Linked DNA regions of Mus musculus: regions 1 and 2 are each linked to region 3. Evidence: chromatin loops called from intact Hi-C (ENCODE). Cell type or tissue: left cerebral cortex. All regions are shown on one strand.

The links. Hi-C counts contacts between places; a loop is a spot of excess contacts. Peaks named below come from ENCODE experiments on the same cell type or tissue, not always from the same donor. Only the 100,000 strongest peaks of a DNase experiment are listed, where the experiment ranks them.
Region 1: a loop joins it to region 3, with 7 times the contacts of the local background. A loop is called at or near these places in 9 of 42 quality-filtered maps.
Region 2: it touches region 3 in a loop (2.4-fold over the local background); 2 of 42 quality-filtered maps call a loop at or near these places.

Annotation. Positions count from the first base shown.
Region 1 is chr6:53,950,281-53,958,280 of GRCm38, forward strand. It overlaps Cpvl (carboxypeptidase, vitellogenic-like), which reads right to left. Exons shown (of 13, transcript NM_001289713.1): 4 at 4,230-4,344; 5 at 3,224-3,282; 6 at 2,250-2,329. Among named protein-coding and RNA genes, the nearest start is that of Cpvl, 24 kb to the right of the region's middle. In left cerebral cortex, a CTCF peak has its summit at 4,087 (motif pointing left); DNase peaks (open chromatin) are centred at 739 and 4,062; H3K4me3 peaks cover 70 bases.
Region 2 is chr6:54,030,954-54,038,953 of GRCm38, forward strand. No RefSeq gene overlaps it. Among named protein-coding and RNA genes, the nearest start is that of Chn2, 5.0 kb to the right of the region's middle. In left cerebral cortex, a CTCF peak has its summit at 3,682 (motif pointing right); a DNase peak (open chromatin) is centred at 3,689; H3K4me3 peaks cover 164 bases; H3K27ac peaks cover 11 bases.
Region 3 is chr6:53,814,171-53,822,170 of GRCm38, forward strand. It overlaps Tril (TLR4 interactor with leucine-rich repeats), which reads right to left and starts at 6,655. Exons shown (of 1, transcript NM_025817.4): 1 at 1,298-6,655. The coding sequence starts at 6,065. The coding sequence ends at 3,636. In left cerebral cortex, CTCF peaks have their summits at 4,224 and 4,813; DNase peaks (open chromatin) are centred at 4,263, 4,419, 4,729, 5,155 and 4 more places; H3K4me3 peaks cover 3,891 bases; H3K27ac peaks cover 3,840 bases.

The sequences.
Region 1 (8,000 bases), 140 kb after region 3:
CTGGAAGAAGAATGTCACCAACAAGCCTCTTTGAAAGGACATAATTTGCCTTGGCCTATTCCTCTTTCTCGTTCTTGACACCCCTGCAGTCAGGAGGTGACAGCAGTTTTGTGTCACCTCCATTCAACTCCTAGAAGGTAACCTCAGGAGCTCTACCAGGCCATGAGTTCTGGGAGGCCAGGTGCTGTGTGCTGCCTGCTTCTATGTCACCAGCTCCGGGAATACATCAAGGGAGACAGGGGGACAAAGCATCAGGCAAGAAATCCACATCAAAGAGAGCAAACTGACTACATTTCATTCACATTTTTCTAAGCTGAGAGCCACCGCCTGCCATAGCTCAGTGGCATCCTCTACAGTGTGTGTCTGAACGTGAGCAAAAACGTTCCTGAACACAAAGAAAACCACTAGAAACACGAATGCTAAATGGCTCTTTAGGAGGCCATTCCTTCCAGGCCAGGCTCTGTTCACAGAAAAATAGAATTTCATCTTTAGGGGGGAACGAACGGGGGATGGGAGCTTCCAAAGGGAGAAGAAAGATCTGCTCTTTAAACCCCAGTAGCCCATTTACTAGTTCCAAAGCAACCTTCTTATTGCAAACACCCATCTGGCAAGCTGGAGAGAAGAATGCGGTCACAAAGGGAAACAAATAGTGTAAACTGCAAAAGAAACAGCTGAAATCAGTTTTCTGCACTCCTCTTGATTAGCTATTTTCCAGTTCTAAGAGCCCGAAGCAAAGGAAACTGAAACAGCTATAAACAACGGCTGCTTTGAAACCCGTCCTCTTTCCATGTCATGCAAGAGGAGACGGACCACATGTCATCAGTGACATCCACACACAGGGTCAACCGCTGGCTGGAAACATCCTTGCTTCCTCGTTGGGGGTGGGGTTACAAAACTCTGACTTTCGAAGGGTGAACACATGTCTTTAGTGTTTGCTAGTTACACAAGGAAGCCAAAAGACGCTTGTAGTGAGGAGTGGGGGTAGGTGTTCAGCCAGGAGGACTCAGTGGCCTTGGTGGTGCTGGGTGCTTGAGTAGGCTTCTGAGGACAGGCACCATGGTCCTGCCTGTGCAGGGAGAAAGCACTGGAAGTGAGAAGCCAAAGTCGCTCCCTCTGGGAGGATCAGCTATTATGTCCCAAGGAAACACTGCACCTGGGTGTAGAGGTGTAAGAACCGAAGTAACCCTGACGGAAACGGAACCCAAGGGTTGAAATCTTGAGATGTGGGAAATCAGAGAGCAGCCATATTCTTTTCTGGGTCAGCAGAGGGAAAGAAAGAGATGTCCTTGGCAGGAAATAAAGATCAGGAAGCCACCAAAAGCCCTGTCCCTCAGCCCTCTGTCTGATCAGCCAGGGAGAAAGAAAAGCAACTGGGAAGGCTTTGTTCCTGATCAGATACCCTTTCTCTTGGCAGCCCTGCTGGATGCCAGGTTTGCTCACTGGGTAATCAGCAGAGTGGGTGGGTGAGACTGGACGGGAGGAGACTCCAGGAGATTCTCATAGTGCATCCAAGGGTGCTTGGGAGCTCTGAAAGAATTCAGACTTGTTCTTAGCTCGCAATTTATAGCTTGGAAAAAAATTGAACAAATAAGAAAGGTCAGCTTAGTTTTTAAAAACATACTAAAAATAGATGTTAAGAATGCAAGAAAATGAAAGGAAAATTTATGTGTATATACTTTAACCAAGCTCCCAACTTTACAACCCCCAAGCCCCCCCCCCCACACACACACATCTTTATTTTTTTAAAGTGAAAGACAAACTTTGTAAGATGAAGGAAAATGACTATGTTTATCCTGGAAAAGTCATGACGAAGCTACAGAGTAAAATACACATCTAAAACCACAAAAGAAACAGTTATGGGAAAGAAGACAAACACCTGGGGAAAATGTTATCTCCTGGCAAGAACAAAGTTAAATAGAATTCTAGAAACAACCAGAAACTTCTAAGACATCTGGGTGGATGGCTTGGGAAAGAATCTTTCATTGAAAATGTGTGTTATGTCTCTACCGTCTTATAGGAAATTGTTGGAAAGCTACAACTGGTTACATTCATGGTTTTAGTCATGTCTATCTCCTGTCATAACAATAATCAATAACAAGGTGAAAAGGAGCAGAAGAACACATGCAGGAGCACACACACACACACACACAAACACGCACACACACATAGAAATGTTCTACAGAGTTCTATAAGTTGAACAATAAGGACCAATCCAGAGTGACTACCACAGGGAGAATTGCATGACATACCTGTACAAGTCTTGGGCTACATCATCCTCGCTGGTGGCGTATCCCTGGAAATGATCGGTGAAGCTGAAGCCTGTACCCACCTTAGGGGGAAAGAAATGAAGATGAGCATGAAGACGGATGTTTCTTGAGACTTTCAGCTCAACCCCACACTGGGAGATGGCCTTACAGACTCCAAAACCCACACCTCTGACTTCAGATCTCTGCCATCTCTCCACGTATCTCCGAGGCATCCCTCTTCCCTTTCCAGGGGAAAGCACACCAGTTTTGGCTCTTTGTATCTATAGGTCTACATGAAAGATGAGGAATCCATCATTAAGCAACAACCCAAGAGACAGGGAACCCACACCATCGGTAAAAAGCCATCCGCCCCTTATCCCAGTGGTGACATTCAATGGGAGGGACCCCACAATGTAGCCTAGGCTAGCCTAGAGCTCACAATTTAGCTCAGGCTGGCTTGAACTCACTCTTCTACAGCCCAAACCTCCAAACAGGATTATAGGGATACTCCACCATGCCCCGCATGGTAAATTAAATTCTAATATAGAAAGTAAAAACTCTGTTGTTTAGAAAATATATGGTAATATATTGTTTAATGTGAGGACAACTTAGGCATTTGTCATTGTTAAACTCCCTCATAGGGACTTATGCAGACCTATAAGGCATGGTCTACCACACACTGGAGGCATGTGTACAACAACAGGTTATTCTATTGAGTACAAGAAACTTCAGTCCAATGGCAGTATTTGCATACCTAAACCTGTGTGATAATTAGATTATTTGTTATCTAAACATGTGTGATGATCGAGGGCTAGAGGAGCTGACGGGACTGGCTCAGTTCCCTGATAGCCTTATAGAAACATCACTGTGTATGCAACCTGCTGTTGGCCAATCATCGAGCAGCCATGGCTGTATGTAGTAAATAGAAACAGGCATGAGGCCAGCGCTGATGTCCTGTGGTGTCCTGTGGTACTCACCGGATTATCAATGTAGAGCATGGAAAGGGTAAAGGTCCAAGGGAAGTCTCTGGCCACAACTGTCAAAACAGAAGAAGGGGTTGAGCTCCTAACAAAATAGGCCAGGCAAGGCATCCCTGCTCTGGATCCCAGCACACCCTGCTGAGCTCCCACGGACACTGCCCTCCCCTCGCCACTGGAGCACCCTCTTTCTGGAAGACCAGCACTCATCCCCTTCACCTCTCTCTTCTGTACTTTTGCCCAACACAGCGATACTATAGCCAAGCCTGAAAGCCTGACAACAAAACCTCATGAAGAGCTGAGATGAAAATGCCCATTGCCCTATGCTTCTAGGCCCAAGGCACCCTACACACCTAGGTGCAGGGTACCCTATACCCATCCTCTTGGACTCTCTTCCTCCTCCCCAACGCTGAAGAGAACAACCCTACCAAAGCTGACTCAAAGGCTTTTACATTGAGTCACAAACTCGTTCACACTTTGAATGCTGACCCAGGGAAAGCAAACTATCTGCCCAAAGAGACAAGAATAGAGTCTGCCCTGAGACACAGCCAGAGGCTCTTGCTCCAGCCCTTCCTCCACTTCAGCCTCACCCACTGCATCCTGCTCTCAAGGCATCAGCTCATTGAAGTGACAGAGTCATAAAGCATTTCTATTCCCGTGGATAAAGGGGGTTATAATTCCACCATTATTAAGCCCGTGCAAGAAGGCTCACCCAAATAGTAATAAATACCAACTGTTTTTTGTAAGTCAAGAATGCTTGAGTCAGCAGTCGACTTGCAGAAAACAGCATAGACTCTTTCACCCACATTCTCAGGAGAGAGCAAGCTAGGCAGGACACTCGTCCTGGGGCTCCTCCTTCTGGACAGACAGTGCTACAAAGTTGGGTTTCTATGATCTGGAGCCATTCTGCTACTCCTAGTGGTTCTTGTGTTTATTCTAAGTTAGTTTTAGAGCAGATACTGGCTGGAAGGAGACTCATGAGAAAAGCAGTCCAACCATCGCTTACCGGTCATGTTACTTGTGATAATATAAGGCCCGTGTTCTACAAAGAGTCCAAACATGGATGAACCTCCAGGTCCACCCTGAAGCCAGAGGACTACTGGGGCATCCTCAGGCTGCATCTGGAGGGAACAGAGAAGCCAGTGAGCAAAATTGCTCCAAGGTTGCAGGGTACACTCAAATGCATGAAGCCTCAGCAACATTCTAGAATGCTTCTGGCCCCCAGGGCTCTACTCTACTATAAATAAAGGTTGGTCACCTTTTACTATTTGGGATTTACATGTGCCCCAAATGCTGGTGTCTTTCTGTGAACGTGACAGCAGCTTGCCATCTGCATGGTCTATCCTCCAAGGACCAAATAACCCTGCTGTTTCCTAGTTGCCTCAGTGCCTCACACAAATAGTAGGCATCGCCAAAGTCCAGGTTAGCTGGACTCCTCCTGTCAGAGCATTGTGAGGAAGCTGTACTGGGAGGCTAGATTAACTTACGAGACCATCACTGGGAGCTGCTATCAGGAATCTGGAGGAAGATCCCTAAGGGGTATGACTTTCCTGCCACCTAAGGCCTGACATAGGTTCCCTCATATGTCTGGGCCTTTTCTGGAAGTGTTCTTGGGAACAGTTGTGGTCTGTAGAATAGCTTTGTCATGAGGGGCTAGCTCCAAACCCACTCCCAAATGTCAAGACATTAAATGGCACAGCAAATGCCCTGGAACATTCAGATACAATAAACATAATTGGCTATAATAAAGGGGCGTGGGGTGGGCAGAAAGTGCTGAAGCCACAGTGAGGCTGGGCTTTCGATCCACGGACCTGTAAGCCACTCAGTTGTCAGCTCAGTCACATGGGTGAGTGATGAACACCTGCTCCAAACTCTCCAGGCTCAAGCCCAGGCTTTGCTCGTCCCCAACTGGGTGATTCTGGGTAAGACGCCAAAGCCATGAGGACTTTACTTTCCTGTAAAACAGGCACTGGCACCATTGTTTACAGTGTGGACTGGAGGTGAAGTGGGAACACTCTCCATAAAATCTGTAGAGTGGCTGTGTTCTGCAAATGGTAGCCACCCACGTGAAGGGTGGAGGTTAAGAACTTCGAGGGGATCTGTGCTCAAATCATCTACATATAGAAGAACAGGAGACTGTTCAGCTTGGTGGCTTGTTTGCTTGTTTGTTTGTCTGTTTGTTTGTTTGTTTGTTTGTTTAAATCCTTTGGCCCCTATCATCCCTGGTCTATTTTTCATTCCTTTCTTGTCCTGCCTCAAATATGGACACGCCACAAACAAACTCAGTGTCGGGGAGAGGAGCCTTCTCTGTCAAGTCAAAACAGAAAACCCCAACCTGAGAGAGGTGTTTCAGAGCTGCTGTGAGGGAGGCCTGGAACCAGGAGGCTCTGGCTCTACTTCACTACTAAGTAGCTGTGGTGGCCTGGCCCTCTGCTTCCTCCAGCCTGAGCTTCCTCCACCCCCAAGCCCCCAAACCCCTCTCCATGGCAGCAATACAAGCCTTCCTGATCGCTAGGATGAAAATCTGTATGGAGTGATGCTGTCCACCCACCCCGCCCTTCCTGGAGCCACTGTGTGCTTTGCCTATCCACATGAGTAAAACCTTTCCCCAGAACCTCTGTCACTCACCAGGACCCCCAGCCCCCTATACTTTCATTCACCCAGTACTGAAATCAAACTCCATATAACAAGGGGTAGGAAAACCAGGAGAACAGGAAGGAAGTCATCCCCACCCTTCCCAGCCTCTTGGAAGTATGGGGTGCTGGGGTACTGACTTCAGGATGCCCAACCCTCAGAACCTTCCTAGGTTCCTATACAGCAGTGGACCAGTAGCCCTCAAGCTTGGTCATAGATTAAAATAATGTGGATAATCTCTTTTCAAATGACTTTGCCTTGACTGAAGCCAGAGGAGTTGTACTCCCCTTATCCCACCCCTTGACCCCTGTGTGGAGTAGGATGGCACTCTCAGCTTTCCCCCGACGATTCTTACAAGCAAAAAAACAGCTAGAGACCTGCTAGATGATAGAGAGCCTGCTTTTTCAGTCTCCTAGGCAACTAATCTCCAATACTCTCTTCTCCCCCACCTTCCTGTGACCTGGCAGGGTTAAGGTTATCTCTAGACACTCAGAAAAATAGCCTGGTCCTAAGAGGCCACACTACAGGACAAGTCAAACAGCAATGTGCCAAACAGGGTTCTCATGAGGCCGTGAAGCACGGCACCCTGCATTCCTGGGATGCTAGCAGACTTCCAACCTCAGCTGACCTGCCTCCTTGGTGCTCAGCGGCCCTTGAAGCACCTGGTTTTAAAGAGAACCCAACCCCTACCATGTGTCTTTCTCCTTCAATGAGTTGAGCAGCCTATGCACTGATGCCATACCTGAACCAGGTGCTGCGATATGAAGGTGCTATTTAATGCTATGTACCCGAGAGTCAGCCATAGCACGTCATGCTTGTGTGACGAATCATGACATCATAACCAGGATAGACAATACTTGCTATGGCCCACACGAACGGCATAACATTCTTATAGATAATCCATGACATATCCAGATCTCACTTGTGAGGTGAGGCCCTTCTCCAAGGAAAGAGGAGAAATGCACAAGGACATGACGAAGAAAACCTCACTGCAAACATGGGGGCCACTGAAATAAGGAACTTCTGCTAATTGGTGGTAGGTAGGATGGAATTCAGACTTTTGAAAATATTAATCTTACTTTAGCTACGATTCAAGACATTTAGGTCTCCCATCTCAAAGCTTTAAAGTGATTTTCTTCATCAATACGTTTTATATTGCAGAGTACTTCTTTTTAAATCTCAGTACATTTTTTTGCTTATTTGTTTATTAACTGGCACCTGTGAGCATTAATAAACAAGTTTTGAGAGCTGGTTCTCTCCTGCCATGGAGCTCAGGGGGCCGTCAGGTCCTCAGGTTTGATAGTGGGTACATTCAGACCCACCATCTCTCGGCTCTGGGGTATACACTCGGAATTAAGGATTTTTAAAGACCGCCCCCCCCCCTGCCATCCCAAGTCTAACTTCTTAAACTTAGTCACGGAGATGTCTGAGGACTCTTCTCTACACATGTGCTCCACTTATGGACATTACATACGCTGAAGACACAGCACAGTGATAAGGCCATGCTGTTTTTGTGGTCACTGGACCTCAGGTTGTGGGGTGTCTCTCCGCAGCAGTGAGTCACATCACCACCATGCCCCATGCATCCAGCACAGTGTGTAAATTCATCTAATAGCACACACTGTCTGCTCTCCCAAAGCTGTGGGTTAGCTCCTACTCACAGTCAGGAAGAAAAAAAAAGTACTCTGTAAAGAGTGTGGCTATGGGAGCTACACTGCCAGGACTGGAGTTCCGACTAGCTGTTTTATATCTGCGTGTCCTTGAGTCCATGCCTTACTTTCGCTGTGTCTCCGTGCCCTCTGCCTGGAAGCACAGGTTGTTATTTATATGAGCAGCAGGTACAGTCACAACACTTCTTTCAGGCAGCGTCTGGTGTTACCTTTTTTAAAGTGTCAGTTCAGGTTGGGTTTTTGATGAGTGGGAAGACAGCTACGTGTAGCTACATATAGGGGCAGGTGGGCAGAGGAACACGCGATTGAGGACTCAAAGGCAGGGCTTTTGAGATGGCTATTCAAGCTTGGGATGGATGGCTTAGATGGATAATCGCCCCGGGTAAAGAGTTACCTGTTTGAAGATGAAGAAAAGAAACAGTTTATGAATGAGTCAAGGGCCTGAGTATAACCATGTCGAGAGCTACTGAGAG
Region 2 (8,000 bases), 220 kb after region 3:
GAGAAATGATAGAGTGGATTTGCAGGGAAACATCTGCCTGGATGGCAGCTGCCTGCCCCGAGGGAGTGGCCCTAAAGTAAGAGCATATTGTTTATGCTTATTCACCCAGGCATACATTTCAAAAATCACAGCATCAACTAAAACCTGGGGAAGAATTTCCAATCCACTCTGTTGATTCGAAAATTTGTGTTCTAATATTGCATTCTATTTTTCTACTCGATGTCTGTGGTGAATGTGACACCTTGCCTTTTCTTTCAGACGAGGTAGGCAGATGTGGCTGAATCACCATTTGCAGCCAGTTTCTTTCCAAATATAATTTGTTGGCTAAGTCCTCCAGTCCTACCAGCCGTCCTTACAGCAATAGCACTGAGCTGGGAGCTTTTGCTTAGCTTTTTAGTACTAATCTATGTGGTTCTCCTGTAGATCCTGCCTTGATTATTCCAGGGTGTGGTCTTATATTGGATGATTTTGATAAATCCTCAGAGTTGCAAACCATAAGCCGAAGACCCTATCAAGATGCAATTGCTTGATACCTTTGGATCTTCTTAGAAACGCAGGGTGGGACCTGCCCGGACTTGCTGGATGGAAGTCATTTGAAACCCTTAACTCTTCAGGAATGCAGAAGCTACATGACCCTCTTCTATGTATTGACCCTCTCTCTACCTTGAATTAAATTCAGCAGTGTGGGTGGGAAATAGGCACTTTAAGTAAAAATATCTCGTTTACTCAATGCCTGAGTCCCACTCATACCAAGTGACTAAGTCATACCCAAGAGTCCATGGTACCTTGCAGACTAGGAAGGAAAGCTTCAATAGTGGGGATCAGGTGCCCACATGGTGGGTGGCAGGTTTCCTGACTAGGGAGTGCCCCTGGGATCTTTGAAATGCCTTCATTTTTGTAACTAGCATCTTCACATCCCTGATTTCATGTCTGTCCCTGCCTGAGCCCTGTAGTGTAGAGCATCTTTAGCTCTCAGGGAGCCTTGCCTGCCCCTAAGGCTAGCATTTGAGTCAACACAAAATGACAGTACTGTCCTAGGTTCAGATAAAAAAAGAAATAAATATTTAAAGTACATAAACCATCTTTTAAAGCCTTCGAGTCTCACCCCAGTGAAGGTTCAAACAGGAAAATATTTACTTAAGAGCAGAAACTTCAAACAAACTGGGAGGTAAGTTTCCTTTGTGTGTTCTGCAGAGGCAGCCAAAGCTGGCTTCAATTAGATAAATGTGACCTTGAGAAATTATTTATATTGTCTCCCTTTTAGATATTTTGACCAGGAAAAAAAGAAAAGGTATTATACTCCTGTGGTTGGAGTGCTTGTGCATTTTGATTAAGACATTATGATCATTCTGGCCTTAGTTTTCCTATTGGAAAATGTAGACAGTAAGTCTTAATTTAGGATTGTCACAAGTGTGTGACAATGTGCTGACATTCTGAGCAGGCCCCTGGTGTACAGTGAGTGAGTGGGGCTTTGTATTATCAGTGGCTAGGAACTAGGTTCTTCCTAGAGGAGGATGGGTGGGAAAGCACCCCAGTTGTTTAGTGGGGTGCTGGGGAGTCTGGAGAGAGAACTTGTGCCTTCAAGATTCTTCTCCTCACTCTTAGAGGTTCCTACTCACTGCCTTGCCCAGCAGTTCCTGTTCTCTGCCTGGGAGCCACTGTCACAAAGCACCTGCTGCACCAGCGCCATCGAGTACTGAGGTGCTTGTCAGTCATAGGCTCATTTACATAAAGATGAGGCAGATTACTGGCTCCCATTGACAAGAAGGAGACTGCAAATTGGAAAGGTTAAGTCCTTGTCCAAGGTTATCAGAGGGGATATAGCTCAATTAGGATCTGAACTCGGATTTATCTCCAAATCCCAGGCCTGGATTACAGGTTTTACTACCCCCACTACATGGGCGACATAGTTGAAATGGATGAAAATTACTTTTGCCACAAACCACAATCCTTCCACACTCTTCTGAGAGAGTAAGTGAAGGCCCAGCACACTTGCCTTAAGGCACAAACAAGGCCAGAGCTCCCCAGCAGGCTTCTGTGTATCAGAGAGAGCTCTTGTTTCCTTCAGTCACCACATACTCTGTAATCTAGGATTCAGAACCAAACCCATTTCAAAGACCAAGAAACTGAGCCTAAGGAACTTGCTCAAATGACAAACTAACACAGGTCTGTCAGGCTGCCAGGATACAGAGTCAACCTCTCTAGAATCACTTGCTTAGGCTTTGTTTTCAAATGGTCCGCGACTTGTAGAGAAGACTGAGATGGGCTCAGGTCTTGGATGCTGGCTCTCCTCCAGTGTGGATTCACTTCCTTAGAAAAATGATTGTTCCTCTGTTGAATCTATTGCTATCATGGGAAAAGAAGTGAAAATATTGATTCTGGTTTTCTGTGGGTGAGGGCCAAGAACGCTTGTAGGACAGTCATCACTTATTGATGAGATGCGTTCTTAGAACTGCGCCACTGTTGCTGAGGGAATGTCTCGGTGTGCTCCTGTGCTTGCTCCATCCAGGTGGGGAGGTCAGTCCCTACCAGTGTCTCTTCATTACATCAAGAGACCCAGTGATCCCAAGGCTGCTGGCTCAATACCAGAGCACACCATTTAACATGAAGCTTTGTGTTTTAATGGGAGAATACTCCTCGAAACCATGTTAAAATTTATAATACAGCAAATCCAGAAAGCAGTAACATGTTCACTCTGGTCAATATCAGGAGTACTCCACATAGCTGCAGGAATTGTATTTCTGTCTCACTGGTGGAATTTTTCCCAGTAACATGATTAGGAAAGGTAGCTGGTTGTGTCACTCTCTTATGACAGTTACAATGGCCATCATGATGGTATGTGGGCTGGTCCCATTATAGTCCCTATGAGATCTCTACATGTATGTAGCCTGTTACCAATAGAAATATCAATGTGTGGCGCATGTCTGTATTGGCATACTATTTATTTACTTGATCCCCTAGGCTGATAAGCCCAAACTGTGGCTGAGAAAATGTCCATTATCTAGAAAATAGCTTTTGACACTTGATTTTAGAGGTTGTGTCAAACAATCAAAAAAGCCAACTTTCCACCTGAAAAGGCATTTGTCACTGACATGGATAACACCTGTGATTTCTAACAGAGGATTTCACTCTGCAGTTTAAACAGGTCCCAGTTGATGTATGAGGGTTCCAGAGGGTACTGTGGGGTCCCAAGGCAAGGATATGGTTTTCCTTATATCTTTATTCCATGGGTCTGGTATACACTGCTGCACACAGTGACTGCTTGGTAAACTTTTCTGAATGGATTGCATAATGCATGAATAGATTAGCAGTTAGCAGAGAAGAGATGCCATCCTAAGACACAAAAACCAAACTCAGTCTGTCTGCATTCGCAGCCTTGGAGCTTTCTTTATTTACCTTTACCTCATATTTTTCTGAGGACAATGAGGGCAGAAAGAGTTTAATAATCTTAAATGCTAGGAAACAAAGCTGCAATGTGCCATGTGCCAATGAAGTCTGTCCCTCGTTTGAGTGTAGCTAATGAATGCATGTGTGTCCTCGTGTGCATGCGTGTGTGTGTGTGTGTGTGTGTGTGTGTGTGTGTGTGTGTGTGTGTGTGCTGGAGGCATTGCCTCCATGGCTCAGCACTACGTTCCAGGGAACATCTGTGCCTGCAGTGTTGGGATCTCCACTAGGGGTCTCCAGCAGCTGGCGATTTGCAGTGGCAATCGGGTTTGCAGCCGGCCTCTCTTTGTCTGCACCCCAGGTGTGGACTCCCCTTTGTTTCCTGGTTGGGCAGCTACCTTGCCTGGAAGCCAGCTGGGTTCTCACTGTGCCTTCTAAGGCCACCGCAGGCTATCAGCATCTGCCTCTAGTTTATCTCGTGTTCTCGGAGATGAGCCAGTGCTTTCTAGCAGGGTTAGGCATCTTGTATAGGAAACAGGGCTTGAACTACAAAGAGAACCAGTTCTCCCAGCAATGATTTTGATGAGGAAAAATCGACAGCAAAGGGGCCACTTTTCAGGCCAGAGTAATTTGCCATAAAATATTTAAAGCTGCTTGACAAACAGCCCCACAATTCTCCCATGGATGCAGACCACTGGATTAATCTTGCAAGTAAGGAATATTTCATTCTGTGTTTAGCACAAGGAAAGGAAATGACCTTCTCGGAGAAACACAAGAAAGGAATGCTGAGGGCAGTCCTGCATGCCCAATACATTCACTCTGTGGCGTGTTCTGCCTGCCTTCAAGCTTCAAAGGAACGCTAAAATAAAATAACAGATTATAGTAATGTAAGAATATCCTGAAAGCAATAAATGACAGGAGTTACAACAGTCCCGGTTGATGGAGAGACAGGGCCCAGGCTGTAAACATGTGACTCTTTTGCTTTTGCCATTTCAGCTGGTCTTCTTCAAAGCCAGATCGTTCTCACAAACCTGTCCACTGCCCTTTGTGCCCCAGAGGTGTTGTTCATCAATCGTGATCATAGCCCCCCGGAGGAAAACCATTCAATTCTTTGCTCATGTATTCAGAAGATATCTCTTGATGGCCTACTGTGTGCATGACATGGTAAATTACACAAAGGCTTGACAAGTAACCTGTTCCCCACCCCCTCTGAGAAACTTTTAATGATGTGGGAGAGAAAAATGTCATCACACCCAGCCATACCGTTAAGACACCACAGAACTGAAATCTGTTGGTAGGGAGTACAGCCGTGTGGGAGGATTCCATGGAAGAGCTGGCTGGGAAAGGAGAAGGTTCTCTGGGCAAAGTGCCTTCTGGTGAACTTTGACCACAGTTCCACTGGCCAACAGGAAGGACCTGGACAGAGACTACTGTTGATGGCTCCTAGGTACACAGGACACAAAGAGAAAAGGTCACAGCTGAGAAGGAGACAGCAGGAAGCACAGTTAGAAAGGGGAAGCAGGTTTGGAAGGTAGGGCCCGATCAGCTGCCTGGGTTTGACATCCCCAGTTACCTAGGCTGCAGGGCAGCTTGCTTCATGAATTTCTGATTTGGTGATGAAATCGATGCTAAAATTATAGTTAGGGGCTGGCAAGATGGCTTAGTAAGTTAGGACATTTGCCCTCAAGCCTGAGGACTTGGGTCTGAGTTCAATTCCTGGAGTCACATAATAGATGGATGAAATCTGACTCCTGTAAGTTGTCCTCATGTGGATACACACACACACACACACACATCTATATATACATATAAACACATGTGTACACATATAAACACATGTGTGTACATATGAACTTACATATAAACATATAAACACATATGCATGCAAACACATGTAAACATGTGCATATACAAATACACACGCAAATACACATCAAATAAATATAAAAATACAAAAAGAAAGTAGGCGAATGCTAAGTCAAAGCAAAATGGCAATTTTAAATTCTATGTCAGAGCCCATTATTGACAAACTCTCCTTTTTCCAAAGATCCTTTATCATTTGGAGGCAGGTGGATGGAATATTTAAGAAAACTGTACCAGATTACCTTAGATTTTAACAAATCTCACATGATACAGACTTGTGTAATGCCATTCAGAGTGAATTGAATACACAACGGAGGTTTTATCATTTCACTTGGGGAGCTATATGAGAAGTCCCACCACCAGTGGTTCCTGGACCTACTGACACATTGTGCCAGGTCCTGCTTGTTACTTTAGGTCTGGAACATCTGGTAGGGAGACTCAAGGCCCTTGGCCTTTGAATTGGAGAAAGGGTTTCTTGGCCCCGAGCAGCTATATCTTCCCTGCTGATGAACTGTCAGCAGTCCCGGTGAGCCATCACCTTTCAGTTGTCAGTCCAGAGACTGGTGCTTCATGTTTGCCCTTCCAAGCAGCTTACCAGCGATCTCCATCACAAGCTGGGCCTCACGGAAGCGCTCTCCTCTACTTTTGTATTGCACTGATTTTACCTGGTGGTGGTGGTGCCTTCCCAGTGAGAAGCCGTCCATCCCTTCAACAATTTGGAGTAATGAAGACAGTCATTGGGCCATACTTTGCTTTTAAACATATTTAATTTATTATTTTACCTATATGTTTTGCCTTTTTGTTTGTCTTAGTTAGGGTTTCATCGCTGTAAAGACACCATGACCAAGACAACTCTTATAAAGGAAAACATTTAGTTGGGGCTGGCTTACAGTTTCAGAGGTTTAATCCATTATTGTCATGGCAGGGAACATGGTGGCATGCAGGCAGACAAAAGTGCTGGAGTAGCTGAGAGTTCTGCATCTTGATCTGCAGGCAGCAAGGAGGGGACTGGATTCTACACTCGATGGAGTTTGAGCATAGGACACCTTAAAGCCCACCTCCACAGTGGCACACTTCCTCTAACAAGGCCACATCTCCAATAAGACCACACCTCCTAATAGTGCTACTCCCTATGGCCAAGCATCCAAGCACATGAGTCTATATGGGTCATTCCTATTCTAACCTCCACATATGCGTGCCACCTGGGTTCCTGGTACCCACAGAGTTCAGAAGAGGGTGTTGGATCACCTGGAACTGGAGTTAATGATGGTTGTAAGCCACCATGTGGGTGCTGGCACCTCAACCCAGGTCCTCTTCAAGAACAACAGATGTTCTTAATGGCGACCCACCTCTCCAGCCCACACACTTTTGCTTTTGTTACTAAAGTTCTGTGAAGGCAAATATAATCTGCACAAATAGAACCAGACATTCTGTGCAATTTACCATAAATAATGAAGCCCATCACTTACTGCTCAATTTGGGACCTTACATAAAAAAGAAAAGATAGAAAGTTTGGGCCACAAATGAAACATTTTCCCAGTAAATAAGTCACAATTGGCTGTCTCTAGGAGAGAAGAAAAATATTGTTCAAACAATTAGTTCTATCTTTTGGCTAAACAATTTACAGGTCTTTAGGCGTGGCACAGTATGGCTTCACAACCAGTATCTTTCTCATGCTTAAAAAGACTCCATATTATCAGTAGTAGAAATGGAGAAACAGAACTATAAGGTATTTGCTGACATCCTAGTTTGAAGTGAGATGCTGGTCTTCTTCAATGCCCAGGTCGTAATGATCCTGTTCAGTGACATAGCCATGTCTGCCATCTAAAGCTCCAGAGGGCTTTGTAAATTACTAGTCAGACAACCAATGCCATGTCATGTCTTGAACTCTGGGTGTCCAAGAAGTTTCACTCTCATAGAGTGGTCAAGATCATGCTGGGTGAGTATATGTCCCCATAAGGCTCCAGATGAGGTCACCTCAAGGTTGCAGTGCCCTCCAAAAGTGTCTGGGGTAGGGAGACTTGGCAGTACCTGAGTCTAGTTGACCCAGGCAGATCTGTCTTAAGAGCCCCTGTAAATGGAGTCCAGGAAGAAAATGCTCAGTGTAACTGAAGTGGCCCACAGGCTTTCAGCAAGAAGTTCACCCCATCCCACCCCTTTAAACTAATCAACAAACAAAAGTGGGTGGGGCACTTGTTGGGCAGTCACACTGGGATGGCATCCCCGGTGGTGGTGGGGATATAACATATACTTTAAATCAAGTAGAAAATGTGACATGAGTGCATATCATGATCCTTTAACATTTATTATTCACTGTACATGAGGTCCTCTTCCGATGTGGAGGCCCCCAGGACCTCGCTGCTGTTCCAGAGTCACTCCTGATCATTTTCAAATGGACTATGTCCTTTTTAGCCATGTTTTTCAAATCGTGCCGCTCCCAATGAGAACACTTTCCGTTTTGCTCTATAATGAGAGTACTTTCATTCCTTTAATGTTTGCTTTTTTTCCCTTTGATCTAACAATTTCTGTTCAAATTTCACAGTTTTTCTGTAGCTTTAGGAATGAAAGAACCGATTACCCTGCTGGGAGCGTGAAACGGATTTTAAAAAATATATATCTGCATGACATTTCCTTCCAGTAAAATTAATTTAGGTTTAAATACAGGAGGATGGCACACACCGGCTCCAGTCCCTTTCTCCGGTACACCTAGGCAATTCCTTATCCTTAAAGGATTCAGTCGCACCTGCTGCAGA
Region 3 (8,000 bases):
CTATAATCCCATTATCTGATTTCCTGATTGTATTTCAGCAGAAATGCCTAGGCCCTGGACTTCTAGAAAGCACCACACAACTTGTTGTTTCTTGCAGGAGAATCCAGCTACTAATGATGTACTTAATAACTACTGAACACATGTTGGTATAGCTGCTGTTGCTGCTGCTATAGCTAGGTTTCACAGAGCCATTGTGCAGTCAGCTCTCAGGATGCTCATCTTAACTGATGCAGAAGTGGAAGAACAAAGAGATGGAAGAACAAAGAAATGGAAGAACAAAGGGATAGAAGAACATTAGAGAATATAAAACAAAGAACAGTGGTGACCTTCTGATGGCCATGAGACTTCTTCATGTCTTTGTTATGGATTTTCTTACTATAGTTCTCTTGGGTTGGTGAAGGTCTTGATCCTGGGTCATGGGCTGAAGTTTTAAATAAGACTTTGCTAATCAAATGCTTTATTTTCGTTTAAAAACTCTTAAAAGAGAAGGGGGGGTGCTGGAAGATGGCTCACCAGTTGAAAGCACTGACTGTTCTTCCAGAGGTCCTGAGTTCAATTCCCAGCAACCACATAGTGGCTCACAACCATCTGTAATGGGATTGGGGTGCCCTCTTCTGATGTGTCTGAAGACAAACAGTGAATATATATATATATATATATATATATATATATATATATGCCTCTTTAACATAGTAGTCACCCAGTCGTGTTGGCCTTTGGTGAAAATCAGGTGTGTGACAAATGAGCACAATTGCCTTGACCACATCCTACCATCCTGCTTGTCACCTGGCAGTACTGAGACATCCTCTGCCTGGCAGAAGCAGTCACCTATTGTGTGAGGTTCACACTACAGACCAGACTTAACTGTGGTTTTGGAACTGAATTTGGCAACTCATATAGAGCTTATTCATATTCTTCAGGAATTATAACACTTTTCAAGCTCCGTAAATGGGGGTTGGGAGCCCCTGTAATCTGTGTTCATGAAACTCAGAGGGCATAGCTGTTAGGGAACTCACTCTTGCTGAGCTGAGACCATGCCACCTTGCTGTCGTCACTGGGGACCTTTTCACTCTGGGATCCCACTTGATTTTAGAGTGGAGTTCATTATCTCCTTACATATAAACTCACACAATCATTTCTTTACAGTAAAGCCCACACTCTCCATGAAAAGGAAAATAATAAGAACCCCACACACATCACGCTTATGTTTCATGTACATAGTGAACATGGCTGTTGAAAGGCTCATCCTGTCATTTTAAACATGCATCAAAACATTTGGAAGCTCCAACAAGACATCTCTATCAGTATGTGGGTTTATTGACATAATTGAATGTAACAATGTATAACATTTATCCATTTCTCACTGAAAAGACTTTTCAGTGAGACTGTTTTTTTTAAGTCCAGGCATTAAAGGGTTTTGGTGACAGTCTACAGTTGGGCAAGGCAGATGGTAAACAGAATCAGTGGTCTTTTCCATACTTTCAACGGGTCTCAGTTTTACACTGTGTAAATGAAACAGCTAAGAGAGGCAACTGTGCTGTGCATGAAAAATTGCGAGTTCTACAGGAGGTGCCAGATAGCCTGTGGGTTGAAACTAAGAGCGAACAGCCCCAGCTCCCATGCACCATGCACTGTGGATGTAAAACAAGGCCTGGCAGCAAACACGGAATGACAGTCTTATTTCCTGTGGTTTATTAAGTTTCGTCCCTGCAGATAAGACTGCCAGAAAAGCAGCTGTGGCTTAAGTGGTCTGGACATTTTACTCATGCTGGACATAAACAAAGACCGGCTCATTTAGACCCCCAGGTCTTCAGCTGCTGAGACAAGGCAGCATGGCTCACGTAGGCCAAACATAAAGAGTGATCGTGGTGAAGGGCCCTGGACTGTGATGGGTTCCCTGAGTCATTGGGACCCTCAGGGGCCTGAGGCCTGGAACAGAAGAGTCACTGTTAGCCATAGAACTGGCTGACCTGCACTGCACAGTCCCCCACTGCCAATAAATCCATAACCACGGTGACTATACCACAGTGTACATCCTCTTAGCACGTGTATGTGGACCACACACGAATTATTAATGTGAACCCAGCCACTATATTTAATCATAAACGTGGACTTCATAAATATCAAGGGAGAAAAGTATCCCAAATAGCTAAAAACACAACTAAACAAATACAAGAGGCTAATCCTAAATTAAAAATAAAACATAAAAAGAAAAGAAATACTGCATCTACTACTAAAAGATAAGGTTTAATAACACAGTAAGATACTGGCTATTGGAATAATTAATTTGTAAAATATATAATTATTTCACAGTGACAGTTGAATGCACATGTTCTTCTGGGTTTAGTAGAAACACATATTCGCTACTGTGGGTTTTTTGTTTTTTTGTTTGTTTGTTTGTTTTCACATTTGTTCCCTACAGTTTTCTTCTCCTGTTCTATTTCTTATAAAGAGCGACAGTGATGTGGTCAGAGATTACAGACAATTCACCCATTGCTTTGTTTGTTTGGGACAAACTCAGAGCCCCACAAGCAAGCTCCACCACTGAGCTCACTGCCCCCTGCCCCAAGCCTGACAATTACCTTACGCTTAATGCCTAACCGTGCAACTCAGAAATGGGTGCTGTCAAGAAGGGGATGGGGGACACTGCTGAACTGTCGTAAGATGTAGGTCACATTCACACCCGTCTAGGCATGCTATCAGAAATGTGGTAAGCGAACTGGAAGGCTGCAGTGCCCTAGGGAGTCACTGGTTACACACACACACACACACACACACACACACACATATCGCATTCTTTTTTCTTTTTAAAAGATCAAATCTGGCATTCGATTTTTTCCCATGTATAGATTTAAAAAAAAAAATAAGGTAAAACCACAGGCGCAAGCCTGGTGGAGAAGTATTAAATGCTGCCTTCTCCTGAGGATATTATCAGTTACCCAAAGGTCAGCAAAAGGTCATTTCCCTAACTGATAAAACGATAGAGAGGAGGTCCAGTCCTATCAAAAGAGTCTGAGTTTATTGGTCAGCTTGTTAAATCCTCTTCATATTGTTGACACAGGTAGCTTTTCCTTAAGGCTTCCTAGATGCTCTCCCAGACAACAGAAGAAAGGGTTCCCGGGAGAGAGTGGTACCTGTTTGTTTACCCTGCCGGTCTTGGCAGAACCCACCAGATCAGTGGGGTCAGTTGCTGATGGGGATCACTGTGATGGTGGCAAGTCCCCCTTTTCTTAACTAGAAACAGAACTCAGTTTGCCATAGAGCAAAGGAGTGTGTATACACACCAGAGCGTTCTGGTCATGCTGGGAGCGTAAAGCACCCTTTCTAGCCCAAGGTCAGCAGGCTACTGTGCTGAAAGTCACAGGAGCCATGAGCTAAGTGTGTCAAGGTTTCCCACTTTTACGCCATTATTCATTTGTCCCCACTCTTGGGTTAGACCACCAAGAACCATCCATTTGCTTTGTGATTACCAGGACGTGATGGATGGCATCTAGATTCACTTTCACATCTAGATTTCACTTGGCAAATGCACAAAAGGGAGAAAGAACAAGTCTAATAAAACTAGTTCTTCCTCTGAGAAGGCATGGGACCACGGAGAGTGGCTCCTTAAGGCCTGTGAGATCCCAAGGCATTGCCTAGTCAGCGAATCTTTGCAAGAGGTGATCCTCCCGCCTCAAGCTGCCACTGGTACCACCGCCGGTGCTGTCCATGAAGCGGTCGCAGGGGAACTCAATGAGGTCGGCCTCGCTGAGCGCGCACACGGTGGTGCGGGGACGGTGCGACTGGAAGCCTGAGAAGTCCGCGGACACACCAGTGCCCATGGAGCGCAGTGGCCGTCGGGTGGAGTACATGTGGCGAACGTGGACCGGGGCCCCTCCCTTCCGCCTGGCACGCAGCTTCCTCCGCAGCCATCGCGATCCCCAGGCTGCCAGTGCCAGGAGCACCAGAAGCGCGTTGACAGCCAGCAAGACCAAGGTCAGGAGCTGGTAGTCGACGCCACCTCGACCTCCTGCCTCTGGCAGGGTTACTAACCCTGCGCAGTGGTCTCGGGGGGCCACGGGGCAAACGCGACCCCCGAGCACACCCTCCACGCATACTAGGTAGGGGGTGTCTCCGCGCAGCTCGTGCAGCGTGGCCGAGTCGCTGCGCTCCGGCAGGTAGACGAAGCGCTGGAACTTGGGCTGCTGGCCAAAGCGGTCGAAAAGCAGGCGGAAGCGTGCGCCGCCCTGCGGCCGGGGACTGCGGTGTTCGCGAACCGCCCAGCGCACCGAGGCGCTGTTGGCGCTCACCGCCTCTACTGTCAGGTTGCACAGAATGAATTTGTTGAAGTCACAGGGGTCAGACACCAGAGGTGGCAAACCAACCCCACTAACGGACTGGACTGCGCTCTCTTGCTGCTCGGACGCTAGGCGCTGCTTTGCTGCGCGCTGCCAGCTGTCTCTGGCAGATGGTGTCCCAGAGGCGGGCTCAGACGTCGGGGTGGGCTCCGTCTGGGAGAGATTGGCTCGGGTGTGACGTCCTCTCCCCGGCTTCTCGTGCAGGTCCAAGGACTGTGGGGCAGAGCCCGGAGCCGCAGCAGAGGGGCCCTGATGGGGACCTGGTCCCCGCCGGCTCAACCTTAATGCGCTGCGGTTGCCCACCAGTTCCTTGGCAGCCCCACCCCAGGCCACTCCTGGTAGAAGTCTTCCCCGCTGCTGGGGCTGCGGCTGCGGCTGCAGTGGTAGCTCCTGCGAGAGGCCTGCAGGGGGCGTCATCCCCTCTTCTGACGATGTGGGTAGCGGCCACTGCCTACTGCCTGCTGTAGGGGAAGGTGAGGGATCCACGCAAGACCCATTCTGCAGCAGTTGGTCATCCAGGTAATCCAGGTACTTGCCCCGCAGGGCCGGGGGGTGGCGACACTGCACGAAGACCGTAAGGAGGCGACCCTGAGAATGCCAGTTGCCCATCCAGCGTTTCAGACCCCGCAACCGGCAGTCGCAGGTCCAACCATTGCCGTCTAGATCCAGCCGGTAGAGAGCCGGACTGGCGGCAAAGATGTCCCCAGAAAGGGCGCTGAGCGCGTTGTCGCGCAGGCTGAGCTCACGGAGCCGGCCCTGGTGGCCAAAGGTGGCAGGGTGCAGAGCAGAAAGCTCATTGCCACTCAGGTCTAGTGCCTCCAAGCTGTGCAGAGGCTCCAGCAGTGTCAGGGGGAGCTGGTTCAGCCGGTTACCTTCCAGGCGCAGCTCACGTAGGGCCTCCAGTCCCCAAAAGGCCTCTGGGGCGAGGTGCGTGAGCTGGTTTCCACTGAGGGAGAGCAGGCCTAGGCGTGGCAGGTGCTGGAAGACGCGGGGGCCGAGGTGCTGTAGGCTGTTGGCTGAGAGGATGAGAGTAGAGAGGGAGCGCAGAGGGACAAAGGTGGCCGCGTGGCGCAGAGAGGGTTGCAGCTCGTTGGCCGAGAGATTGAGGAATCGAAGCTTACCCAGCTGGCTGAAGGCGTTCTTGCCCAAAAAACGGATCCGGTTAGATTCCAGGTGTAGGTAGAGCAGGTTGCCCAGGGGAGCGAAGACCGCGTCCGGCAGCGCTCCCAGCACGTTCCCGTCCAGCCGTAGCTTGACCAAACTCTCCAGGCCCTCGAAGGACCCGCGACTCAGGCGTCCAATCTCGTTGCCGTTGGCGTAAAGGATGCGCAACTTGCGCAGCGGAGCCAACGTGCCAGGAACGAGCGCCTGCAAGAGGTTGTTCCCCAGGTACAGCTCCTCTAGTCGTGAGAGCTTCTCGAAGGTCTTGGGGTGGAGAGAACGGATCTGGTTGTACTGCAGATCCAGCCGTCTGAGCTGCCCCAGACGGTGGAAGTCGAAGGCGGTGATGTTGGTGATGAAGTTGCCGCCTAGGCTGTAGGTGAGCACGTCCTGGGGACTAGGCAGCGAGCTGGTCTTGGGTACAGCGCGAAGTCCCCTGTTGGTGCATAGGAGATGTTGGGGGTGCTGGCAGTCGCAGCGCTCCGGGCACACGGACTCGGCCCGCGGCGGGAACGCCAGGCAGCCGCACACCACGAGCCAGAAGCGCACGGCACCCACACCCTCCATCGCCGCCCGCCCAGCGCGCTGCGGCCGGATCGTCTTCTGGGCCGGCCGGCTCTGTGTCTCCTCTGCATTCCCCTCGGCCGGGCCTGAGTCGCTAAAAAGGCCTCTTTCGTACTTCGCTGGTGCTCCGTCCAGCCCTTCCTCTTTGTCCCGGTGGCTCGCCCGGGTCTCCGCAGGCCAAGTTCGCGGAGCCAAATCAGAAGGCGCTGGGCGCTCGGCGAATCTGGGGTGCTACTTGTTGCATTTCTGCAGAAAACTGTTTCTTCGGGTGAGCGTCGGGGGCGGGAGGAGCGAGCAAGAGTTGGTGCTTTTTGTTTGCTCTGGAGTCCGGAGAGCTGGATTCCCTGGCGCGGATTCTCCCCGCCAAACGGATTCCCCCGCTGCAGGCGGGATCCCTTCCAAGAGCTGCTGGGGTGCGGCTTGGCTGCAGAGTACCGGCCGCTAGGCCCACGTCTCCGGCGCCTGCCCGCTCGCGATCCGGGGGGATTGGGAGTGCAGCCGGAGTGAGCAGCCTGGGGGACGCGCAAGCAGCGTCCGGAAGGGACCCATGTCGGCGTGGAGCGAGCAAACCGGCGGAAATTCGTTCTTCCCACACTCTGCCCCCCGGGGGATGCAGGCGGAGAAAGAGGAGACGGCGGAGGCAGGACAGACCCCGGCTGGGGGAGGAGGAAACACTAAGTGGCTCCGCGTCTGGTCAGCCCTAGCCCGGACGCCAAGTGAGAAAAGTAGGGATTAAAAACAGCTGTACGGGTCGGCGCGCAGGCTGGGGGCGGGGGTGGATTACCGGGCGAGCAAACGGGGATTGCAGACAGAGACCTTTTTATTTTAGGCCGGTTCGCCGGCGGCTTCGGCGCAGAGGCAGGGCGCCTACATTTTACCTACTCTTCTCTTCCCGGTGCCACCCTGCAAGATGTTGAGACAACACGGAATTCCCTGGCATCGTGCTCCAAGTTTAGGGGAACACAAGATTTCCTGGCAAGGCCATCAGTGGACTGTTGACAGGACTGTTGCTCAGTCCTTTTAAAGTGTTTGGGTTTCTGGTGTCCTTTGCTCATGTCCAAGGAGAGGCACCGCCTCTTTTAGGTTCCTAAACCGAATTATCTGCCGGTTCTCGCTCTGGGAAAACCTCTGAAGAAAGCTCAGAAGTGGAACTGTTACAGTGACTGTGACACGGACAGACTTGGCTATTCAGCTAGATTAATTCTCCTGCAGTGTTAAAGCCCTTCAAATAGCCTCGGAACCCGGGCCTGTATACAATACGCTGCACAGAGCCTTTGGAGATTGCTTCTTGAGGGGCCCGCCTACTTTGTGCCAGAGCTTATAGCAATCTTGAACGTTTTCAGGCTCCAAGGTGCTCAGGCTTAGATTTCTTGGGGGGTGCCAGGTGTCGGATATTAACTTTTATTATTAATACACAATAGTGCACCATTTTATCCGGGGTTCCCTTAGGGCCAGTGTCTGATAAGAATGAAAACAAGCAAGAGATAGCTGTTGCTTATTATTTGTTCATGCAAAGCAACATTTTGAAAGTAGCCCTTCAGGATTTACTGTGTGCTAGCAGTGTGGAAAATTAGAGCCCATATCCTGGCTTCAGGGGGCTGACTGTCTGTATGGGAAGAGAGGCACACTGACAGATCACATTAGGAAACTGAGCAAGGAAGAGGAGAAATCTGCAAAGATTCAAATAGTTTAGTCACTCTGTTATGTCATTTTCTTGTTGAGCAGTTTATCAAGGGGAGTGATGGAGCCATGTGCTGAACCTGGCAGGGTGGTAAGTGAAGACTTCATGGGTACAACAGCGACCCCAATTTGGTGGGAGATGGGTTTTGGACTAAAACAGGTAAGTCTGTAGTGAAGTACACCCAGTTTACTGTGTTTTGCTTTGAGCTTCGAATAAAAGGCAACTATGGAGACACAAGTGTTTGTTTTACTAAAATG